2 separate regions of the Homo sapiens genome follow, and region 1 is linked to region 2. The links are chromatin contacts, found by Hi-C or POLR2A ChIA-PET in ENCODE. All regions are on one chromosome and are shown on one strand. The core of a region is the stretch at or near the end of the contact, and the rest is flanking DNA. Distances in the headings are between cores, read along the strand shown.

The links. Hi-C counts contacts between places; a loop is a spot of excess contacts on that map. ChIA-PET counts read pairs that join two places held with the same protein, here RNA polymerase II (POLR2A). Pooled maps may share reads with other maps.
Region 1: a loop to region 2 is called in a map of prostate gland, with 2.5 times the contacts of the local background. The contact joins the enhancer-like site here to the promoter of KCTD3 in region 2. A Hi-C loop is called at or near these places in 1 of 168 maps with a recorded cell type or tissue (prostate gland) and 1 of 50 pooled maps. POLR2A ChIA-PET finds 5 or more read pairs at or near these places in 5 of 52 experiments (AG04450, HEK293, HepG2 and 2 more).

What each region holds. Positions count from the first base shown.
Region 1 is chr1:215,634,843-215,640,275 of GRCh38, reverse strand. It overlaps USH2A (usherin), which reads left to right. Exons shown (of 72, transcript NM_206933.4): 69 at 1,038-1,121. Among named protein-coding and RNA genes, the nearest start is that of KCTD3, 70 kb to the right of the region's middle. Within about 2 kb of position 2,980, at least 14 of the 41 ENCODE cell types and tissues checked have a DNase peak (open chromatin) inside an H3K27ac peak, as active enhancers do; they include prostate gland, where a contact is called at or near this core.
Region 2 is chr1:215,563,138-215,568,933 of GRCh38, reverse strand. KCTD3 (potassium channel tetramerization domain containing 3) reads right to left here and starts at 1,630. Exons shown (of 18, transcript NM_016121.5): 1 at 1,166-1,630. The coding sequence starts at 1,248. LOC124904599 (a long non-coding RNA gene) reads left to right here and starts at 1,577. Exons shown (of 2, transcript XR_922599.2): 1 at 1,577-1,654; 2 at 1,800-2,507. RefSeq lists an enhancer at 556-1,416 and a silencer at 1,229-1,498.

The sequences.
Region 1 (5,433 bases), core at 1,731-4,230, 70 kb before region 2:
TTCACAAAAGAAATAGCACCCATACATAGTCAATGACTACCCTAAAATAATACACTTCTAGCAACTTCATAGATTTTCTTGCTGTATCTCCAGTCTCCAAACAGAGCCCTATCAGGAAATAACTATCTCCAACTCATGAGGACCTGAATAAGGGGTTTCCTTAACCTTCCTTGATATCAGCCCCTGAAAGAACAATCTTGACCCTCTAAAATGGAGTTCCTTCTTCCTGTTTACTTACATGTCCCTTTTCTCCTTGCCTTGTTTTTAAATTGAAATGAGAAAATGCTTTACAAGGTGCTAAGTATTTTATAGTGATCAGCATGCTCACAGGACCAATGTTCACTATATAATGAATTGATTAATGAGTATTTTATTTTGGCTGTAAGGTAGAGGTAAACAGTGAGCTCCAGCATTGCATGTATAGTAATAGAAACTTAATAACATTTTTACAAAGATTCAGCTACACATGTTCATTGTTACAGTTCATGGTCACCTGGGCAGCTCTTTGGGAAAGGAAGGTGGCCTGATGGTTGGGAGACACAGGTTCTACCTGGCCAGGCCTATAACCATCTGTGTGACCTTGCAAGGGTCACTTCCCTCAGGTTCCTGGCCATTGGAAGAGCAATTTAGACCATGTGATTTCTAGGATCCCTTTTGAGCTCTCCTGTTCAGTAAGAAACTCTAGGTCATTTAGTGGAAAGTACACCTGTAAATTTTAAAGGAAGGATTTAAACCGTGTGCAGAACAAGATGCGCTTTGTGTATTACCCTTTACTCGTCTGATGTTCTTTTCCTTTGCTGTATAAGCTCTAATTTTCCTTAGCTCTATTACTTATGGATAGGCTATTATTACACTAATGATAGCTTTTTTTCTTAAACATTTTAAAATTAGAAGTAATTTTGAATATTATATAAAACGTCATAACTTGCTTTGGAATCCTATTTTTCATGCTATGATGCATTGCTCTTTTAAAAGCATGTGCCCTATTTGTAGGTGTTGAATGAACAAGTCATTTACCAGTTCTTCCTTTTGTCTAGCCTTCTTTTTCCAGGTCATCTGCACGACTGACGAAGGAAGTGTTAAGACGCCGTTGATCCAATATGATACCTCTACTGGACTTGGTAAACAACTCATATTATACTTGGCGTAGCACCTATTCATCTTCCTCAAGAAACACACATATGTTTGTTTATACATACTTGGAGTCCTAATATATTAGCATAGACTATACAGAAGAAATTGTGCCAAGTGTTGTCAGAGTTTTTTTTTTTGTTTTTTTTTTGTTGTTGTTTTTTTTTGAGACGGAGTCTTGCTCTGTCACTCAGGCTGGAGTGCAGTGGTGCAATCTTGGCTCACTGAAACCTCCACCTCCTGGGTTCAAGCGATTCTCCTGCCTCAGCCTCCCGAGTAGCTGGGATTACAGGCACGGGCCACCACACCTGGCTAACTTTTTGTATTTTTAGTAGAGACATGGTTTCACCTTGTTAGCCAGGCTGGTCTGGATCTCCTGACCTCGTGATCTGCCTGCCTTGGCCTCCCAAAGTGCTAGGATTACAGGCATGAGCCACTGTGCCCAGCCAGAAATTTTTTAAAAAGTCCTCATGGAACTTATATCAGGCAAGGAGTTACAATACACTCTTTTTTTTTTTTTTTTTTTGAGACAGAGTCTTACTCTGTTGCCCAGGCTGGAGTGCAGTGGTGCAATCTCAGCTCACTGCAGCCTCTAGCTCCAGGTTCAAGCGATTCTCCTGCCTCAGCCTCCTGAGTAGCTGGGACTACAAGTGTATGTCACCACGCCTGGCTGATTCTTGTATTTACAGTAGAGATGGGGTTTCACTTTGTTGGCCAGGGAGGTCTCGAACTCCTGACCACAGGTGATCCACCCACCTTGGCCTCCCAAAGTGTTGGAATTACAGGCGTGAGCCACTGCACCTGGCCAGAATGTACTCTTAAAATGCCAAATATTGAATTGTAAATATGGAAAAGACCAGAGAGCTCAAACTAAATTTTTCTCCTAACCACAAACCCTGTCAATAAAGAATTGTATGACTTCGCGTGCATAAAGGTGATTTACAGAGGAAGTTAGAGGAGAGATCAGAAGAAGAAAGAAAATATTCAGCCAATTCATGTTGATCATAATGTTAATATTCTAGATTCAAAGCCTAGAATGATAAATTTGGAAAGTGTCTTTTATTCTCCATAAAAGATTATGATTGACTGTTGATATCGGGTAATTTAGCTCAACGGGTACAATTTTAATTTTTAAGGAGCATCTTTTAAACTGAGTTTTACTCATAGTCTCTGAATCTAAATTTGTGATACTTTATAAAAGCAAATTAGAGAAATGCCAAATCTTTTCCACTAAAACAGATTCGGGATTGATATCCTATTTTAAATTCCAGTAATTAATGATATATCAAATTTGCATGTATAGAGTTTTTTTTTGAAAAATAAACATGTCCAAAATTTCTGAAACACAATTTAAAAAAAAAATTTTTTTTAATTTTTTTGAGACAGAGTCTCATACATGATGAAACATGTATATTATTGTCAAGGATAGTTTCAATTTGTAAAAATAACGTATTATTCTATGTTTCCAAACTTTACATGTCTGGATGTCATATAAAATTTCCTACAACACTTAATTCTTCTCATACGGCTTATTTCATTTAATAGCAGTGGTAGGATAGAACAGATCTCATTTAGTATTCTGTTAGCAACTCCAATATTTCCCCAAGTGGACAAGTGGAGGTATAAGGGACACAGGAATTTATCCAGGAATGCTCTGCTAGCTTGTTACTGGGATGAGAACACCAACACAGATTTTCTATTGACTTCTGGCCTGGGACTTTTTCTTTGCAATGGTTTGCCAAGTTAAGTACGCATAGGAATCACCTCATGTGCTTGTTTATTGTAGTTTCCCGGGCCTCTGGCAGAGATTCAGACTCAAGGAGGCTCAGAATCTGCTCTTTAAATAAGTCCTGTCCAGTGATTCTGACACAGGGCTCAGAACCACGTGTTGAGTGATGCCGGAAAACCAAGGTTGCTCGCCTTCTAAGCCCTGCCAGTCTAGTTTCCTTGGTGAATGGGAAGTGTGTTGTTCCTGGAGGCAGGCCATCAACAGAGACGGATTTACTCTGACACTGGCTGTGGTTTCGGTTTTCTTTGGATCTGAGGCCCAGCCACCAGAGTTTCAAACCCTGACAGTGAACCTCCCATGTGATGCACAGGTAGAGTCCCTTAAGGTGAAGGGGTACTTCAAAAAGACAGAAGGGAAGGGATAAAGGGACACCATCCTGATCTCGAGGTCTTCATAAAAAGGAGAAATCCCCCGTTGGCTCATGAATACGAATTGAGGTTTCCACTGTGTCTGGAGGCCGGGCTTTGGGTAGAGCAGAGGGGAAGAACTCTGAGGATTGTGCAATGCTCTGGCAGATTCCAAGATGTGCTGCCCAACTAATATCCATCGTCAGTTCTAATTTTCATGATGTAACTTTTTTAAAAACATTCCTGTTCCCTTGCCTGAAGGCAGCCTCCAAGCAGGAGAGTGGCAGAGACCTCATTTTCCTCTGACTGTTCTAAGGGCTATTTCCCTTTTGAGGCTTCCCTCGGGCAGGCTGCCCTCCCTTCCCCTGCGTGCTGTGGAGCAAGGGGCCCACTGGGCCCATCAGATCAGTTTCTGGAGTTACAGCCAACAAGTTGTTTTCTCTCTGTGCCACACACAGAGGAAACAACTCTTTTAGTGTGCAACCTAGGCTGGTTTGTTTTTAATCAAACAACACACATTGGTTCCTAATTAGGGGAATTTCGACCTGCTGGAGCTTGATTGGAGTGTTGACTCAACCCTTTATTTTAGAGATGAGAAGCAAAGGTCAGAGTCCAACATTTAATCACAGAGCTGATCGGCAGCAGAGTTAGGGTTGGCAAAGTAATATCCCTCCTCTTACGGAGTTCAAAGTTTAGTTTTAGTCACCATCTGTTCCTGCCTTTAATAGTTTCACCCCAGTTCTGAACTTTTTTCCTTTAAGTCTTTCCCTGCTAGTGTGAGTGTGAAGTACCACGCAGGCCCATGGAGTTCTAGAGGTGTTGAAAAGGGGGAGATTTGTCCAGTGAGTGAGTGGGCTTTGCAGTTGTGTCTGCTTGTTCTTCTGACCTGGCTGTGGGTATTAGATTTAGATGAGCAGCTCTCTGGCTCACATCTCCACACCAGCCTGTGTGGCCGCTGCATCAGATCCACAGGTTTCTGTGCTGGCCCCAGCAGTGGCTGGATGGGAGCAGATCTCTGGCCACCCCACCCCCACCCCTGCCGCACCCCTGCTTAGCTTGCCAAGCTGACAACATAATTTCACTGCCTTCGCCTATCCTGCATGATTCTTGTCAGCCTCTCTCCTATCTTCCCCACAAGACTTAATAAACCTGCCTGGCTGGGTGCGGCGGCTCATGCCTGTAATCCCAGCATGTTGGAAGGCCGAGGCAGGCGGATCATGAGGTCGTGAGATTGAGACCATCCTGGCCAACATGGTGAAACCCCATCTCTACTAAAAATACAAAAATTAGCCAGGCATAGTGGCGCACACCTGTAATCCCAGCTACTTGGGAGGCTGAGGCAGGAGAATCACTTGAACCCAAGAGGCAGAGGTTGCAGTGAGCGGAGATCACACCACTGCACTCCAACCTGGGTGACAGAGCAAGACTCCATCTCAAAAAATAAATAAATAAATAAATAAATAAATAAATAAATAAAAATAATCCTACCCACCCTTCATCCCTGTAAAGCTCTAAGCATAGGACCTGGCACCAGGTACATTCTTGTTAAATGTGAGCTACTTTTATTAATACTAACTTCATGTGCAGAGACTCACACCAACTGAACTCTCAATGTGTGAACGCCAAGCAAAGGTAAGTGGCTCCAGTGCTAAAAGATTTCTTTCCATAGGAAGCTTTCCCAGTGCATTTGGGTGATGGTTTGCTGAGCTTTGCTCTTTAACAGAGAGGCCATGTAAAGACAACATGGTAGCAAACACAGGCTGTTAATATCATAATGGAAAATGGAATCTGATGCTTCAAAATCCAGTTTGCACGAAGTATCAGGAATTGGACTGTTGCATGAAGCAAGTACACCTCAGATCTCCAAGGAGTGATTTTGTTTGTGACTCTGCAGCAATAATAGTAAGGGTCCCAGTCCCTCATGAGAATCCAAGCAAGGACTTTGCTCCCAAGACACACAGCTATGAAACAGGTGACCCTCAAGGTTACTTTGGTAACCTCTTTTAAAAATTGCTCCCCACACTCCCATCTTTCCCAGGGATTTGTCAAGACAGTGGTGATTTCCAACCTGAGCAGCAGCGCCAGAAGTGTCAGCAAGGCCTCTCAAGGGCTGTAAGCATCTCGTTATAACCCAGCAACCTGCTGAACCATTACCCCAGGCTGCAC
Region 2 (5,796 bases), core at 381-2,880:
AGGAGACATAAATCTCCATAAGACTGGTTTCTATACAACTGCAATAACGTTGTAAATTATCTAAGTTTTGATTTGGGGGAAGAGGAAAAACCCTAAGAACGAAGTACCATGGTTTTCTGTGTTAAATTCTAGAAAGCTATCAAATGTTTAGGATTAAAGCACTACAGTAGACATTTTTTATCACTATGGTTCTAAGACATTAAAATACTTTTAAAATGCTGGTTGAAAATCATATTCTCAAGCACAGAAAAATTAACTGTATTCCAGAGCATTTCCTTGTTTATCTCCTTACCAAGCCTAAAACTCAACTAATCCTTCTTTCAAACAGCTGGCAAACTCCCTTTTCTGAGAGGAGTGACTCATAAGTTATAGGAAATCCACAAAAACTACGATTTTTTCCCCCAACAAACTTAATAACAGGCACAGAAGGGGCGGGGGGGGGGGGGGGCGGAAGGCCAGAAAGAGAACAGACAGAGAAGAGCATTCAGTCTGTTTACTCCAAGGGCGTCACACCGTGCCAATATCCAGAGCTTCCTAAAAGCAAATGTTCAAACTGCAGTTTCTGGACACACTGTCCTAGAAGTTGAACAGATCCTTCAAGCCCATGCACCAAGAAATTCTGAAAATAAATAACTAGGTACTGCAAACCTACTGCACTCCCATCACAGAAATCTTTCAAATTACAAATCCCCTAATTAGGCGCGGAAAAGAACACCGCACTCTTCCCTAAGAAAACCGACACCTCGTTGACCAAAGAGAAAGGAAAGCAAGTTCATCTCCAACATCCAAACCACAAAGCCAGGTTTCTACTAAATAAAGTCCTCAAATACACTCTAATCTGAGATGAGGTAAGGAAGGCTGTGTAATGGTTCTCCTTGCCTGTTGGGAGGGGCAAAGGTTGGCATTCTAGGACAGCAGCTACTCTGCCACATGGGCCTGGTCCTCGGTAATTCCAAGCGTCCCTTCTGCCTCTCCCTTCCCAGAGCAGATGCTTCACCAGCTCCAAAATCCGCCCGACGTTCTTGCCGCCTGGAGGCCCCCACGTTCCCCTCCAGGCTTGGCCTCCCACGCTCGCCCTCGTTCCTGCGACTCTCGGTCCCCGTCGACACCAAAGGAGGAGGCCGCCAAGGCATCCCCGCTGCAAGCCCGCTACCCGCCGACTCACCTGGTCCCCCCTACGTTCAGTTGGACGATCTCGCCGCTGCCGGCCGCCGCCGCGGGGAAGCTGCCGCAGTGCCCTCCCGCCATCTCCGGCGGCTCCGGACGCGCTCGCCGCCCTCCTTCCCCAGCCGGGACCGCCGAGCCCGGGGCTGTAGCCCGAGGCAGCGGCGACGGCTGCAGGGCCAGCGGGGCGGCGGCGGCCGGAGGGCGGGGGGTGCACGGGGCTTCCCCCACCTTCCCGGCGGCCGGGCGGGGCTCGCTAGCTTCTGCCCCTTCCCGGGTCAATCCTGCGGTGCACAAGGGCGGCCCGGCCTCCACCTTTCGCGGCCTCCAGGCCGCCGGGCCGCCCGGGCCTCTTCTCCGTGCTCCGCTGCCACCGACGCCGCCGCAGCCTGCCTGGGAGGAGGGGTCACCGTTCGGGACAAAATACCGCAGCGCTCACGCTTCGCCCGCCACTGCCGCCTAGAATGAGGAGGAGGAGGAGGAAGGAAAGGTCAGGGAGGAGCTTCCCAACGCCGCGGGGCTGGCGCGTAGGGAGGCTAGGGGAATGTGCTCCTGGCCAGCCGCCTGCCCACGCGGGATTCCATTTCGTTCCTCCTCCCCACGCGATCCCAGCCCCTTTCCCTTTTACATTTCAGATTTTCTAAAACGAGGAAGCTGATTCGCAGATTGAGGGCAGATCTGGGCAAACGATCTACGGATCTTTATGACCCACTTTGTCAACATGGATTGGGAAAGGAAAAACTAATCCTAGAGGTAGTAAAAGTTGATGCCTAAATGTAGACAGTGCAAATGCAGGGAACATTTGGAGATTTTAAAACCTTACAGCGTTTACCCCAGAAAACTGCTTACTTTACCCTCTTCAATTTAATCCCCAATCTCCCAAGCAGTTTTTTTGTTTTGTTTTTTGCTTTTGTTTGTTAAGCAGGAAGGAAACCAAAGGACAAAAACCCCTAGACTGTGTAATGCCCAGCAACCTATTTCTGGAATATAGTAAGCACTCAACTAATGTTAGACACACGCAGAAAACACACAATTTTATGCGCTTGTTTATTTATTTGTTTTTGCTTTAAACGGTATCTATTCAAACCCAAAACCTTAGTGGCTATTAAAATATTTTTTAAATCGGAATACTATAATACTTGATGCCCTGCTAACAAAGACTAACAAAGATAGTGCGTTATGTTTCAGAGGTCATTAGTTTGTGGTACTAAATTCTTAACATGAATTGTTTTGTCATAGTTGTATCATAATAATTCAAACTGATAATGTATCTGATGTTAAGTTTTTATTGTCATTGTCATAATTTTTACCAAAAAAATAAAAAATAGCCTCTGGCAAGCATACTAATGTTGTGATATGCTCTATCTAGATTCGACTTGAAAGATGTTAATAGTACATATGGATGTAAGATAAGTATTATTTCTCCCAGTTGATGATAAGCTTAATAATAGCTAATTTGTGTTTATCATATACCCGGTGGTTTAGATATTTTGTCATCTTTCTTCGTCACAACTAATGTTATAATTATTTTTAAAAAAGGAAATTTGGGAATGAAAATGATCAAAAAAACTTGCTCAAAATTACATAGGTAGCAAGTGGGATGGCAGGAATTTCAAGGCAAGCAGCTTGAATTCAAGGCCACTGTTCACCATCCTTACCACTGCATTGTACCTCATTATCTTCACTTTAGACAGGGAAGATGAGTAACAGTTCAGATTAAAGCAGCAGCAACTAGGAATCTAAACCAGGGTGTCCAATCTTTTGGCTTTCCTGGGCCACATTGGAAGATGAATTGTCTTTGGCCACACATAAAATACACTAACACTAACGATAACTGATGAGCTGAAAAAAAGAAAGAAAGAAAGAAAGAAAGTTTATGAATTTGTGTTGGGCCACATTCAAAGCTTTCCTGGGCTGCATGCGACCCATGGGGCTGCAGGTTGGACAAGCTTGCTTTAAACAATGTTAACTGCCTTTGCCCTAACACATAATATCTGGTTCTATCAGGATCTGAAACTTTGCTTTAAAATTTGCAGCGAAGATTTAAGTGGTAAAAGGGCCATTTAATTTTCCTTAGGTCCAAACCTTGGAAGAATATGAAAGAATAGTTGCTAACAGCCTTTGAATCCAAGAGGCAAGTTGGAGTTAGAATAAGGCCTTATAAATTTAAAAATATATATATTTGTGAAAGGCTTCTTATTTTTCCTGAAATAAATGAAACCGTGTTCATTTTATTATACTGTACTTAAAAATTAGGAGAACATCTCTTCAAGAGAAGGAAAAGTTCTCAGTATTTTATAAGACAAATGGTCATGACTTCTTGATATGTCCAGAACAATATAGAGATATCTGAGGCATTTCTTGCTCATAAAACTTAAAGTTAGGGTGTGACTTAATTTTTAAGAATAAATTGGAACACCATTAACAAAAACAAATAGCAGAATGAGAAAAGATATTTGCAACATATATCAAATGATTGAAAATATATAATATCTGATCATATATGTATATATTATTCTACAAATAAATTGAGAAAACAAGTAATGAAAAATATGGAAAGAATATCAACAGCCAATTGATAAAAACACTAAAATGCTTATTAAAACAACAGAAAGCTGGGTGTAGTGGCTCACACCTGTAATCTCAGCACTTCGGGAGGCCGAAGTGGGTGGATCACGAGGTCAGGGGTTCGCGACCAGCCTGGCCAATATGGTGAAACCCCGTCTCTGCTAAAAATACAAAAATTAGCCAGGCGTGGTGGTGCGCGCCTGTAGTCCCAGCTACTGGGGAGGCTGAGGCAGGAGAATCGCTTGAATCTGGGAGGCAGAGGTTGCAGTGAGCTGAGATCGCACCACTGCACTCCAGCTGGGACGACAGAACGAGACTCCATCTCAAAATAAATACATAAATACATAAATAAATGAATAAAACAAAAAATGTATTTTTACTCATGAGATTAGCAAAAATTAAGAGAGGTTTGATAAAATTCAAGGACAGTGAGAGTGTGAAATGATCATACTCATGCATTGCTGATTAAATTATGAATGGGTACAGAGTTTCTGGAGGGCACCTCAAGAATATCAGCATTTTAAATGTAAATACCCTAGACCCAGCACTTTTCTTCTAAAAATATATCCTATACACATTTTGCTCAATTGGCAAAGGTACATGCAAAGAAGTAAGTGCATATTCATGGTAGTAGTGTTATAATAGCAAAAACATGGAATATTCAACAACAAGGGAATAATTTTTAAAATTATGTTGGAAGCTATTACTATTTTGGGGGCAAATTCATGTGAACTGACCAGAAATGATCTCCAAGTATATGATTTAGTGGGGAAAATAATCAGATTACAGAATAATACATTATGAGTACAATCTCATTCATTTAAATAATGGAAAAACTAAAATCATGTGTATATCCACTTATATTTCTATATAAAAATACATATTAAACTACGAAGAAACATAACCTCTAGACAGATCATTAGAATCAGTGAGGAGAAGGTAGCAGTGGTGAATGGACAAAACCTTTTACCCCTATGGTCTTTCATATTGTTTAACTGTTTACAGTGAGTTTTCTTTCATGTACTACCTGTATGTATGTATGAATGTGTAAATAAATAGAGTAGATACATTCAAGGTTGTCCCCATGACAGCTTTTTAAAGTTTATGTTATTTTAATATTTAGGCAATACAAAGTAAATAAAACATTATTTAAATAATATTACCTTCTTTAGTGACTATATTGAATTTGTGATGTCTACTCGACCAGTCCTTGTCAAACTATCTCAGGTAAGAACTAGTTCAATTTCCAATTTATGGGGTGATTTAGTCAGGACTCTCTAGAGGGACAGAACTAATGGAATATATATATGTTTTATAATATATGTATTTATAAATATATATTATATATATGGAATATATATATGTATATTCCATTAGTTCTGTGATGGGTAAACTCCCCTTTATATATATATAGCTCGGGCGGGCACTGTGGCTCACACCTATAATCCCAGCACTTGGGATGCCAAAGTGTGCGGATCACCTGAGGTCAGGAGTTCGAGACCAGCCTAGCCACATGGTGAAACCTTGTCTCTACTAAAAACACAAAAATTAGCCAGGCGTGATGGCACGCTCCTGTAATCCCAAGTACTCGGGAGGCTGAGGCAGGAGAATCACTTGAGCCTGGGAGATGGAGGTTGCAGTGAGCTGGGATTGCAGCACTGCACTCCAGCCTGGGTGACAAGGCAAGAGTCCATCTCAGAAAAAAAAAAAAAAGTTTCCAACCTCTTAGTCTCATTTTTGTGCTTATTTAATTGCAGACTATTCACAGTTTGTGGATGGGCATCAATTCATGAACCACACTTAAGTGGCCACACTTAAAGTAGTGTTTATTATCACTTAAGTAGCACACTTAAAGTAGCATTTACTTGAAGTGTGGTTATACTAAAAGTAGTACACTAAAAGTAGTAACCACACTTAAAGTAGCGTTGTATTAGATATCCAAGTAAGATGTTGAGTAAGCTGTTGTATAAAGGACCTAGAAGTTTCAGAAAGAGAACTAAGCTAAAAATTCTCTTATTTTTACTGAAATAAAACTTTGGGAATGAGTAGTATATAGATGGCTGT